2 separate regions of the Mus musculus genome follow, and region 1 is linked to region 2. Evidence: chromatin contacts called from ENCODE Hi-C data. All regions are on one chromosome and are shown on one strand. The core of a region is the stretch at or near the end of the contact, and the rest is flanking DNA. Distances in the headings are between cores, read along the strand shown. Region 1 overlaps Gm36670 (a long non-coding RNA gene). Region 2 holds the start of Irx3os (a long non-coding RNA gene).

Region 1 (5,927 bases), core at 1,742-4,241, 180 kb before region 2:
CCTTTGCGACAGAAACCATTACATTTAAAAATTCATTACAGCAAGGTTAGTTAGACACATGATGGATGCAGCCCTAATCCTGCCATAGATTATCACAGTTAAAATGTAAACGATGAAAAATATTTTGTGCTTATCAGCATTTATGTGGAAATGTGTTTTACAGTGATATATGGTGTTCTATTTCTATGATTGTGACAGAAAGAAAGCAATACAAAACAACCCAGTGTTTATTAGAACATGCTTGCCATGATAACATGACATACCTGTTGTACATGACTTTAAGCGCTCTCATTGAGGGCACTTGTCCAAAACAATATGAAATGTGTCGGCTGTGCAAATCTGGCTGAGGTGTGTGTGTGTGTGTGTGTTTTATTCTGATTGTGGCTCTTTTTTAATAGGCTAATATTAATTTAAAATCATGTAGAAGGTTATAAAGTTGGCAGGCTGTTTAGCCTGTTTCCTTTCTGACATGCTTAAAAAAAAGAGTATGTGTATGTGTTTCAGAGATACCAGCTGAGGCTATAAAAAGGAGGCTGCTGTGTTTATTTTGTCTACAGACTGCCCAATGGGATGAAGTTTCCAGTGTGATGTCATTGGAAACATTGCTCCTCAGAGCAGTGAAATTAGCCCGAAAGAAGAGGAACATGGAGCCTCACTTTCCAATCAGGTGAGCATGAAAATCAAAGGCCACATTGGGAACATCCTGGTCCCATCAGGTCACAGGAGTGCTGCAGCTGTGACCAGGGGAGGATTGATGGCCTGAATGCACTGCAGAGTCCCTGTCTCCTGGGGAAGTCACCTCCTAACTCTCTTGGCCAAGTTCACTCACAATGTGGTTCCTGCCTTCCCTCCCCTCTCCTTTTTCTGCCAGCCCAGAACAATAGTATATCCAACTACAAAATGAACCAGAACACAAAAAGAAAAATAAACCCTCGTCGGTCACAAGAAAAAAGGGAAAGAAAATTTATGACTAAACCCTATTTTAAGAAAAGGAACAAAAGGCAGAAGGCCTTCCTCCATTCCATACTTTCAACTGCACATCCCAGGTACCCTCTCTAAGGCTTGAGATAGGACCACCAACAAATCTGGTGTGTCATATATGGTGACAATGGCTCCCTGTTACCTGGTGCATTCTTCCAATTCATTCTCTCTCTCTCTCTCTCTCTCTCTCTCTCTCTCTCTCTCTCTCTCTCTCTCTCTCTCTCTCTCTCTCTCTCCCTCCCTCCCTCCCTCCCTCCCTCCCCTGCACCCAGCTTCCTACTGATAACAAATCTTAGAGTAGATTTGGAATTGGCCCAACTTGAAGATCAATTCTTTCTTCCTTTCATTTGGTGCCTGAGCATCTCCCAGCTTGAGGGTGACCCAGGCTTGCTGCAAATTTCTCCCAGGCTTGGCTCCCTAGCTCTTTTCCTTTTAAAGTGCAGCTCCAGGAGGATGTCATTGTGTACATTAGCAAGGTGAAGCTTAGCACCCTCTGGACCACTGCTGGCACAGGAAGCAAGGAGCTGACCAGCCAAGGATAATAAAGGCCTCTGTACTTCCTAGGCTGCCTGCTCCCCGATCCTTCTCAGCCCGGTTGTTATCTTTAGGAAGTGCAAGGTGGAGGACGGGGAAATCTTATCTGGCTTCCATCCCAGTTAGAGGATGCAAAGCCCCTCCTGTACACCTTGGGAACATTGTCACAGCGGGGTCAGATCTCGCTCAAACGGACTCCAGTGACTGAAGGGGCCCGTGACCTACATTGTCCTCCATGTCCTCTGTGGCATAACACAGACTCAGCTGATTTCTTTCAAGGCCCATGTTATCGCATTTGCAAGAGTGTGGAACCTTCACTCTCTCTTTCCAATGTGTGCTTCCTCTTACACTTATTCACTGATGAACATTTTATTTTGAACACACACACACACACACACTCGTGCTTTCCTTTCAGAACATTCTGGAAGCAACTTGCCCAAGTACACCCTGTCAGTCCATTTCCCAGTTGAAGAATTTCCGCAGGCTGGGATCTGGGAAGCTGTGGACTGACCCAGAGTTGCCCTATTAAATGCATTTGCGACTTTGAGCTGAAGAATATTTGCTGAAAGCTGGATTACCACTTGGTAGACCACCAGCAGCTGTTGAAAAGCAGTGCATAAAAGCTTGTTTATGTCTTTAATGGCCCACTTAATTGATGAAGCAAGTATGTTCTTCATAATAAAATGCCAAGAAATAATCTTAATACCCCAATGTATGCCACCAGTGAATTAAGAAACATCTGCTGTAATGTAAAAGAATACTTTATTTGGGGTCTTCATTAAAAACATGATTCTATGGAGTTCTGCTGATTTATATTGTACACAACAAATTAGAATGTCTTGAAGTAATTATTCTTTACAATTAAACCTACAAGTCCACTCTTAGAGGGGAAAAGAGTCTGCTCTGTCCTCCTTTCCTTCAATCATCTTAGCACATGCTGGGTTCATCCATTTCACCCAAGAGATGTGGAGATGTAGAGAGGGCCCATCTGTGTCTACTTCTCTTAGGAAGACACACAAGCCCAGCCCTGCTTCTGAGGGCTTCTGCAGAATAAAGAACTCCAGGGAGTTGCAGGAAACTAAGAGTAACTCCTTTTGGTAATCTCTTGTCTGACTCCAATGTGGAGTTCACTTTAGGAGATTCAGGTTTGGGGCTAAATAGAGGACTAAGAGGGGGTCCTCACCCTGAAGGCTGAGTCTATGATTTGAAGGTAGGCTGGAAGAAATCTATCCCACCCAGAATCAGAGTTTTGAGAACCCAGGGACTGAGTGGCTGTAGATGTCTGAGAGAAAGAAGGTGCTGAAGGGAGAGAGTGTGACCAGCTCGCCAGTGCTGGCTCCCATCCCCCCTTCTCCAGATGGCGTTTGTCTCCCACACACCCACTATCACACCAGGAAGCCACATGTCACCACTCCAGCACCCAACACCACTCTTGATACAGGGGCATGTCGATTGCTTCCTGGAGTTTGGTCCCTAGAACAGCCCTCTTGCTTCAGAAGCCAAAAGACAAGTTATTTTAAAAGCGAACACAGGGCAAGCGGGTGGTTCAAGGGCAGAGATTTGTAACCCTGGCTGCTACGGAGAATGAACTGGGAAAACAGAAAAGCACCTGTACTCTGATCTCACTGCTGGAGATGCCCTCTGAGTACACAGAAGCCACAGAACTTTTCTGGGTTTGTTTTTAAATTTTTTATATTGAATTACATTGAATTCTCCAGCTAGACCCAGCCCACTAGTGTTTGTGGAGACAAAAAGAAACTACTGCTTTGGAGAAAAAAAATAGATGTTTTTGTTTGTTTGTTTGTTTGTTTATCTGTTTTAAGATGGATGGCACTTTTCTCAGTCAAATGTTTTTTATGGGCCTTTCTGGCTTTTAAAAAAAATGCAATACTAGCAACTGTTAGTAGGAAGGTTATATGGTATGGTTGCTACAGGTGACAGCATGGTAATTCTTCAAAATATTAAAAATAGGGTTGCTGGGGGTTGAGCAATTCTGCTTCTAGGCATGTACTTCGAAGAACTGGAAGCATAGTTCTCAAGACAAATGTGTGTATCTTGGTTCACAGGAGCCTTGTTCACAACAGCCACAGGGAAACAAGGCAAAGACACTTAGATATATGATCAAAATATGCTATGGAAAGAGGATGGAATATTACTCAGTCTTTAAAAGCAAGTACATTCTGAAACAGCCTACAGCATGGACCATGCCAAGGGAAGTAAGCCAGACAGAAAAGAGCAGATGCTGTGTGTCTTAGTTGCTCTCCTGTTGCTTTGATGAGACTCCACGACCAAGGCAACTTATAGAAGACAGAGTTTATTGGGGTGTTCCAGCTCCCGAGGGATGAGAGTTCATCATCGCCTTGGCAGAGACCATGGTGGCCAGCAGGACATCTTGAGACATAAACATGAGGCAGAGAGAACAAGACACTGGGAATGGTGTGGGTTTTTTGAAACCTCAAAGCCTGTCTCCCAAAGGCATACCTCCTCCAACAAAGCTACGCCCTCCCAATCCTTCTCAAACAGTTCCACCAAGTGGAGACCAAGTATTCAAATATACTAGCCACTCTAATTGAGACTTGCCATGCTCTATGAGCACTGTACACGAACTACCTAGAGAAGTGAAGCTTAAGAGACCAACAGTAGAAAAGTAACTGCTGGGACCGGTGGGAAAAGAATGAAGAGAAATTGTCTGGTGGAGACAGAATATCAAATTGGGAAGAACAGAGAATTCTGGAGGCAGATGGTGGTGACTGCTACAGGAGGACATGACGGCCCCCTCTGCCACTGACCTTGACAATAGCCGTGACATCAAAAGCCATTGTGTAAATTGTACTACACTTTAGCAGTATTTTTTTTCTTAAAAAGATTTATTTTATTTTATGAGCACACTGTAGCTGTCTTCAGACACACCAGAAGAGGACATCCGACTCCATTACAGATGGTTGTGAGCCACCATGTGGTTTCTGGGAATTGAACTCAGGACCTCTGGAAGAACAGTCACTGCTCTTAACTGTTGAGCTATCTCTCCAGCCCTGTTTTTTTTTTTTAAAGGTTAACTCAAGGCTATCGAAACTGTCATCATATGAGGCTAGTAAGCAAAAGACAAAGAGCTAGTGACTGCATAGCAAATACCACCAGAGTCCTTGAGGCATCTGTGTTCTGAGAGGGTAGGGAAGTGGATAAGAGAGGATGTGAGGGGTTTTCCTGAATGATTTGGTGGCAAAGGGAGGAAGCGCTCATTTACTTGGGACCTCGGGAGGTATTCAGCCAGTAGAGTGTTTTCCTGTGTGACTGACAACAGTCTGTGCATTTCTGGGAACTCCTTCTGAGGATGATTTGACGTATGGAAGAAGCCTTAACTGAGTCAATTCCTGTGTAGAAGTTTAATCCGAGATCTTCCTTGCAACCTCAAGCTCCCAGAAATAAGACTCAGACTCAAAATATATATACAAATACCTTGGCCACATAGTGAGGCTCTTCTCTAACCAGATCATAACTTAAATTATCTCATTTATTTGAATCTACATTCTGCCATGTGGCTGATTACCTATGCTCAGGTATCATGCACCTGTCTACTCATTTCTTGCGGAGCAAATCTTTTAACATCTGGCTCTATCCCAGAATCCTTTCTGCCTCCCAGATATGCCATCTTCCATTTCCTGCCTAAGCCATTAGTCACAGGCTTTTTAAGTGGCAGGTGACACATCCATACAATACACAAGACATTCTCTCTACAGTCCTGAGTGAAGGTGGTGTTGACATGTAGACAGCCATGTTGAATATCACAATGCTTCATCCCCTTGGGAAATGGTAAAGCCTTCCATCCTGATCCAAGTGTGAATGTTGGCAGTGCAGAAATGTCCACTGCAGCTTTCTCCCCTTGGATGTTTTGTAGCATGAAGACTGGCCCCTTGGTTCAGCTGTTTACCATAAGCCCAGCCTCTGTGATTCAATTCTATTTGTAAGTAAAAGCCCCACCTCCATCTTCAACTATATATAATAAATGTGCAGAGCCTCTTGGATGCTGCAACTTCTCCATCAGAAAACCCAGGCTGCCTGATCCTACCCTTTTTTCCTGATGTATGTTTATCTTTGCTTCCTTCCCTCACCACCGCAGTCAGCTCAAGTCCCTGAGACATTCCCACATTCAAATGTCCTTAGACCCTAAACAGAGAAACCCTACCTTTTTGGCTATGCTTCATTTGTTTATATTTTTCTGAATTTAGCCCAAGATGGACTAGACTCAACATCCTCCTGCCTCAGCCTACCACGTGTTGGACTGGGGAGAGGAAGCTGTAGGCCTTGAAGCCGAAGAGTTCAAGAGTTCTAATGTCAAGTGCAACTTCCAGTCATTGGTTCTCCATTTTAATCTCAGTGTGTATAAATGTTGAGGAGACCCTGGCCCCACCAAC
Region 2 (5,754 bases), core at 2,082-4,581:
TCCTAAAGGATCACTCAAGTTGCAAACAATGTGTAGCCATTAGAGAACAGACTCTCCTTCCCAGAACTCTAAAATAGCGGGGAAGGGTTTTCAGGCCGGGACCAGGGACGCTACAACCGGGCGGGCAAGCGAGGCTGGCTTCCCTTCTCCAAGGTTTAACCCGGGTAGTGACGCCTTTCTGGAAGCCAGAGCAGGCGGAGGGAGAGCAGGGCGCTCCTAGAGGTCACGTCCTTGTCCCCCCGTGGGTCACTATGGCCACCAGGCCCAGTCCCCACTACCGAGCTCTCTTGGGTCCACACCAACCTTGCCCACTCCGCACCGCAGAGGGAGTCGCATCATTTCCATGCAACAATGCAAACGCGCTCATTACCATATTCTCAATATGCATGAAGAAAATGTGCGGCGTTGGCCGAGCCCCATTGCCCTGCTTTGGCCTCCGCATCCAATAAGGCGACATATTCATCTCCCAAGATGGATGAGGAGGGAGGGGATGCCCGAGAAGCAGATCCACGGGCGGGGGAGGGGACAGACTGTAGAGGAAAGGAAAAGAGAAGAAACCAGCAAAGGAGAGCCTGGGGTAGATCAAGATTGAAATAGGGCAGATGGGGTAAGAGAGGGAGGGAGAAAAGGAAGAAGATGAAACTGAGGAGGGGGGGGGCAGAGACACGGAAGGGAGAGGCAAAAAAGAATGAGCTTTAAGAAAACGGTCCAGGAAAATAAAAATAAAAGGATCGAACAACACACTTGGACTCAAAGAAAGAGAAAAATACATCCCCGGAAATCAAACATACAGAAAGTGTGAGAAATAGACAGGACGGAAAAGAAAGAAAAAAAAAAAGATCAGCGAAAAAGCTCAGCGCAGGTGGAAAGTGGATGTTTTTGCAGAGAGAAAGAGAAACAAAACCACTGGTGCACAGGGCCACGGTTTTCCTTCCATGCTGAGATTCCGGGAGCTGCGTAGAGCTGGCCACTCGAAGGCCAGTGGCAGGGGCCCTGGTCCGGGAGGTGCAGGCAGAGATGGGCACGCTGGAGAGCCTCGCGCTCCTTCTGGGGCCGCAGGGCCAGTTCGGCGGTGTACAAATCCGGCCTGGGGCCCACGCTGCTGCCGCCGCAGCCTTTCTGACCGGCGGCCTCTCTTAACTCCGAGAAAGAAGTTTGCAAAGTTTGCCTCAAAGTTTCCCGTAGCGCCTCTGGACCAGGGACAGCCTCCCGGGCCCTGACGGCTTACAGGGCTCAGCCAGCGTTGCACGGCAGACGTGCCGGCGCCCGGCCCGCGCCTCCTGGGATGCTCCGAGGCCGGATTCACAGTCAAATGTGAATTCCTCCCGGTGCTACGCCAGGCCATGCATCTGCAAGTCCGTGTGGCTGCTAATAGCGGAGAGAGAGAATGAGAAAGCCAGAGAGGGGGAGAGAGAGAAAAGGAAAAAAATATTCTCAGCTCAATTTAAGTCTCATGGAAAGGGCTTACAACTGTAATTAAATCATTAAATTCTTGTCTACGCTTCACAGAGCGGAGAGAAATTAACTTCCCACCAACCTCATTTTCTATTTGAACATGAAATAATGATTTTCTGCCCGTCTAATTACAAAGCCAACATCTGATCAAGCCAGCATCCAGAGGGGATTATCGCATGCGCGAGTATTAGACCTCATTACCAGCTTGAGTGCAAAATTATTACATCTTGTAATTGGATGGTGAGATTTATATACAGATCGGCCCGGTTTCTGTAAGATTGTAATTACAAGCTTCGTTGGTTAGCTACTTATCAGAACTTTGCAGGAAAACAAAACAAATGACTGAGGAAAACGAGCGTTTCATTAACCTGTAACCCCAGCTGGGGGGGGGGGGAGCGTACGCAGCAGCCTCTGCAAGAAGCTGAAGGATAGCCAGCCCGCACCGCCTCTGGGGGACTCTGAGCCTTGGGAGGAAAGGAGTGAACTCTGTCCGAGCTGGGAGACACAGCTGCAGAAGCTCCCAACGACGGGGGGCACGGGCACATCGGGGAGCTGGACCAGGGGAGGGAAGAGATGGGGGCTGGTGGTTCGGAGTGTCCGACCCCGAAGCTGGTGGGCCTCTGGCTACACATAGGGCACCCCTTGTAGTTGTCCTCCAGCGCGCACAGCTTCGTGCGCCACGTGTCCTCGGCGTACACCTTTTCTGTATGCTCCTGGCGCCCTGATCCCAGACCACAGAGCGTCCGCGGCGAGCGCTTTGTGCACTGTGCCTGTTGGGAGAAAGAGGGGGTGAGGGAGAAGCTCCTGCTGGTCTCCTGCTGTTGCGCTCAGGTCTTTCCCCAATCAACTCCCGATGCACCTGCTTCTCCTCACTCTCTGTGCGAATCTGTCTGTCTGACCTAATCTCCTGGATTAAAAATCCCATGAAAAGCTTCAGCTCTCCGCGGACTCGCGAGTTTAGTCTAAGAGCTGAGTTCCACTGGCCTGGTCTTGTTGAGGAATCAGAGCCATGCAGTGACTCCAGTCGCTTGGGATACTGGGTCCCGGCGTGGGTTGCTGATTTCAGGGCCAGACCAAAGCTCTTCCCAGTTGGTCACGGGGTAACTGGTAGCTGTTTCTACTCCAGGCCTGGGATGCCTGGAGGAATCTAATTAAGCGAGGTTCTTAGGTTCATGCCTGGGTCTAGAGGTTCACCCTCTGGGCCAGGGGCGGCCCCGTGGCCGGCGTGAGTCCTTCCTGAGAACAGCCTGGCTCTTCCGGTGTTCTTTCTCTCAGCCCATCATCGCAATCGGACACAACCAGGTCGATAGCTGGTTAATGCAGTAAGGAAGGAAGGAGCATCTCAGAGGCTCTTGTGTGGTGTTGTTGTGTGGTGTTGCGTTTTGTTTTTCTTTCCCTTCTGAAAAACAAAACAAAACAAACAAACAAACAAAAAGGAATGAAATACTCGTGGTTTTGCCCAGACATGTACAGCGAAACCCCTTCGCCCACCTTGCAATCTGGCTCTGTCGCCCATTGGTCTGGTCCAGTTCTGTGTAGGTAGGTCGTCCCGGCTGTCTTAAAAGACTCACCATCCTATACACAGGAAAGATCCTGGAAAATAATGTCACCTCTATTCTACAACCCTAAGACCTTTGCTTGAGCAGGTGAGCCCTGGCTTCCTGTGACAGGTTTAACCAGAAACGGAATCAGGCTGCGGGGAAGCCATTCGAAGGCCTGAGCTGATCCTACTATGCCTCCTCTGTCCAGGCTCACCTTAAAGCCAACCTCCAGCACCAGGCAAGGAGACCAGGAGACCACAGAGAAGCTGCACAGATTCAATTTAGGAAGACCCCACATGCTGACATCGAACCCTAGACTTGGTAGCTCCCCAAACTTCTGTTTGTGTTTCTCCCACTAATTTTCTGAGTTAGTACCTCCTGGAGCCTAAGGTCAGTGGAATGCAGCCAGAGGTGGGACATGGGGGTCAAAACTGGAGGCCAGGGCCAGGGAGAAAGAAATCCATTCCCTAACTGTATTCACACTAGAGCCCGGCCAGCCCGGGACCCTTAGATTCCTCCAAGCTGGCGAGTTCCGGTTTGATTCTTAGTTCAGTCGGAGGCCCTTGGGGTGGTTTTTCTGCCTCTAAGCTAGGGCTCTTCACTCTACTGAAGAATCGCAGCCGGGGAGTTGTTCAGTCCGCAGGCCCACAGCAGGCCTGGCCCGCGCGTGGGTCGCCGCTACAGCCTTATCTGGGAGCTCCAGCTATCCCGGGAATTTCAGTATGACTTTCCACTGCACACACTAATCCGTGACGGTGGGCACTTGGACACTCACATTTCAAGTTAGATTTAGGAAATATCCTACCATAAAACCAAAGTCTTGCTCCCCGCCCCCACAATGCACACTCTCTACGGCTCTGGGGGAATTCTCGCCAAAAGAAAAACGCTGGGTCTGGGGACCAGAGAGCGGAAAGGGGAGGGGGATAGTGAAATGAATGGTCGCAATTAAAAAAAAAAAAATCACACCAACATAGAAACTTCTCGGAAGAGCTTTCGGAAAGTTCCCAGAGCCTAGGCTCTAAGTTTCTCTGCTCCTCCCCCACTCCATAGCCAGGAGCTCCACCAACTCCTTGCTTGTTCCACCAGACCACCTAGGCGCCAAACTCACTATTTCTTGTGAGGATTCTCAACAAGGTACCCTGGAGGTGTAAATGTAGCAAACTGCGGGGTTCCCCCGCCCTCCCCCCACCCAGCACAGAATAGGTCTTTTAAAGCTCGGAGAGGCAGCACTCCCAACTCCCAGGCAGCACGTTCACTCTTTTAGCTGCAGGCTTAGGCTTTGGAGAACGACCTAGGGACCAGAGCTGAAAAGTGCAAAGGGAGCCACGGGGGGGGGGGGGGGAGGGCGGGAAGCCCCGGAAGCCTGCCTTGGTCCAGGGTCCTGTCCCAACCCGGAACTACAGCTTCGAAGGGGGCTGAGAATTGAGGAGTTGGAAGACCTGAGGGGCTAGGTGACCCTGTACTAAGCCGCCACTCGTGGTCTCGGCTCTCCCCTCCGAGTGCGGGCAGGAGGGGGCGGGAAGAGACTGAGTCCAGTCCCGCCCCGCCCCGCCCGGCGCTCTGTACTCGCGGGGGAGGGCCGCCTCGCCCAGAAGGCTCCCGGGTGATTGGCGACTCCAGGAGGAGACGCAGGGAAAAGTCGAATAAGAGGGCGCGACGTCAGACTCGAGATTTGGGGAAGGGTGAAGGAGGGGGTGGAAGGGCGGGGACGGACACACAGACACTGACGCGGACACACACCCCCCGCACAGCGTTCTAAGTGTCTTCAACTTTAAGCCGCCTTAGCTCAGGGTGCGGAGACCGGGGAAGAGGGGAAGAGAGAACGAGAGAGTAAAGAGATTTAAAAGAGAGGAGTCAGACTAGGAAAAGTGAAGAGAGCAGAAAGGTGAGCAAAAGCAACCGTGAGAAACAGAAAGAGCAAAAAGAACCGCAGTTTCCCAGCGTCCAGGACTGCGAAGGAGCCTCGGGAGCGGAAGCGGCCAGGGGTGGGGTGAGGGGGGACGCAGCGAGGGGAGGGGAGAGGACAGGACAGGAGGAGAGTGTAAACTAGAGGAGGGCGAAGGAAGCGAGGCGCGACACAGCTCCCGGAGAGGAGGGCAGAACTGAGCGCCTAGCGCAGAGCGGCTCGCCCGGCCTAGAGGAGGGAGTGCTGCGCAGAGAGGAGGGGCTTGAGGCCCCGTAGAAATGTCAATCAGAGCCCGGAGCCCAGGGAATCTCGGCCAATCTGTTCGGACCTGACCTGACTCCTCGCTGCCGCCGCTGCCGCCGCCGCCGCCCGCCGCGGAGCAGATCAATAGGCGAACGCGGAGCGCGACGCAGCGCGGCCCGGGCTCGGCCCAGCCCCCGATGCGCTCCGGAGCCGGGGTCCGGAGCTGAGCACGGCGGCTCGGGGGTCCGGGCCCCCAGTCCGTAGGTGCGCCGCGGGCCACCATGTCCTTCCCCCAGCTCGGATACCAGTACATCCGCCCTCTCTACCCACCCGAACGCCCGGGAGCTGCGGGCGGCGGTGGAGGCGGCAGTAGCGCTGGGGGCCGGAGCGGTCCCGGCGCCGGAGCCTCCGAGTTGGCCGCCTCTGGGTCCCTATCCAATGTGCTTTCATCAGTGTACGGGGCACCCTACGCCGCTGCCGCAGCTGCCGCCGCCGCCGCTCAGGGTTACGGCGCCTTCCTGCCCTACGCCACGGAGCTGCCCATCTTCCCACAGCTGGTAAGAGCCAGAGAAACCCGGGAGAGAGGGGTTGGAGTTGGGGTGTGGGGCA

What was found. Hi-C counts contacts between places; a loop is a spot of excess contacts on that map.
Region 1: a loop to region 2 is called in a map of heart, with 3 times the contacts of the local background. The contact joins the enhancer-like site here to the promoter of Irx3os in region 2. A Hi-C loop is called at or near these places in 1 of 37 maps with a recorded cell type or tissue (heart).

What each region holds. Positions count from the first base shown.
Region 1 is chr8:91,985,080-91,991,006 of GRCm38, reverse strand. It overlaps Gm36670 (a long non-coding RNA gene), which reads left to right. Exons shown (of 3, transcript XR_879094.1): 2 at 505-667; 3 at 1,931-2,230. Among named protein-coding and RNA genes, the nearest start is that of Gm36670, 3.8 kb to the left of the region's middle. Within about 2 kb of position 2,991, at least 1 of the 3 ENCODE cell types and tissues checked has a DNase peak (open chromatin) inside an H3K27ac peak, as active enhancers do; it is heart, where a contact is called at or near this core.
Region 2 is chr8:91,800,913-91,806,666 of GRCm38, reverse strand. It overlaps Irx3os (a long non-coding RNA gene), which reads right to left and starts at 3,331. Exons shown (of 4, transcript XR_003947581.1): 1 at 2,947-3,331; 2 at 1,824-2,854; 3 at 304-1,368. It overlaps Irx3 (Iroquois related homeobox 3), which reads left to right and starts at 5,013. Exons shown (of 4, transcript NM_008393.3): 1 at 5,013-5,702. The coding sequence starts at 5,427.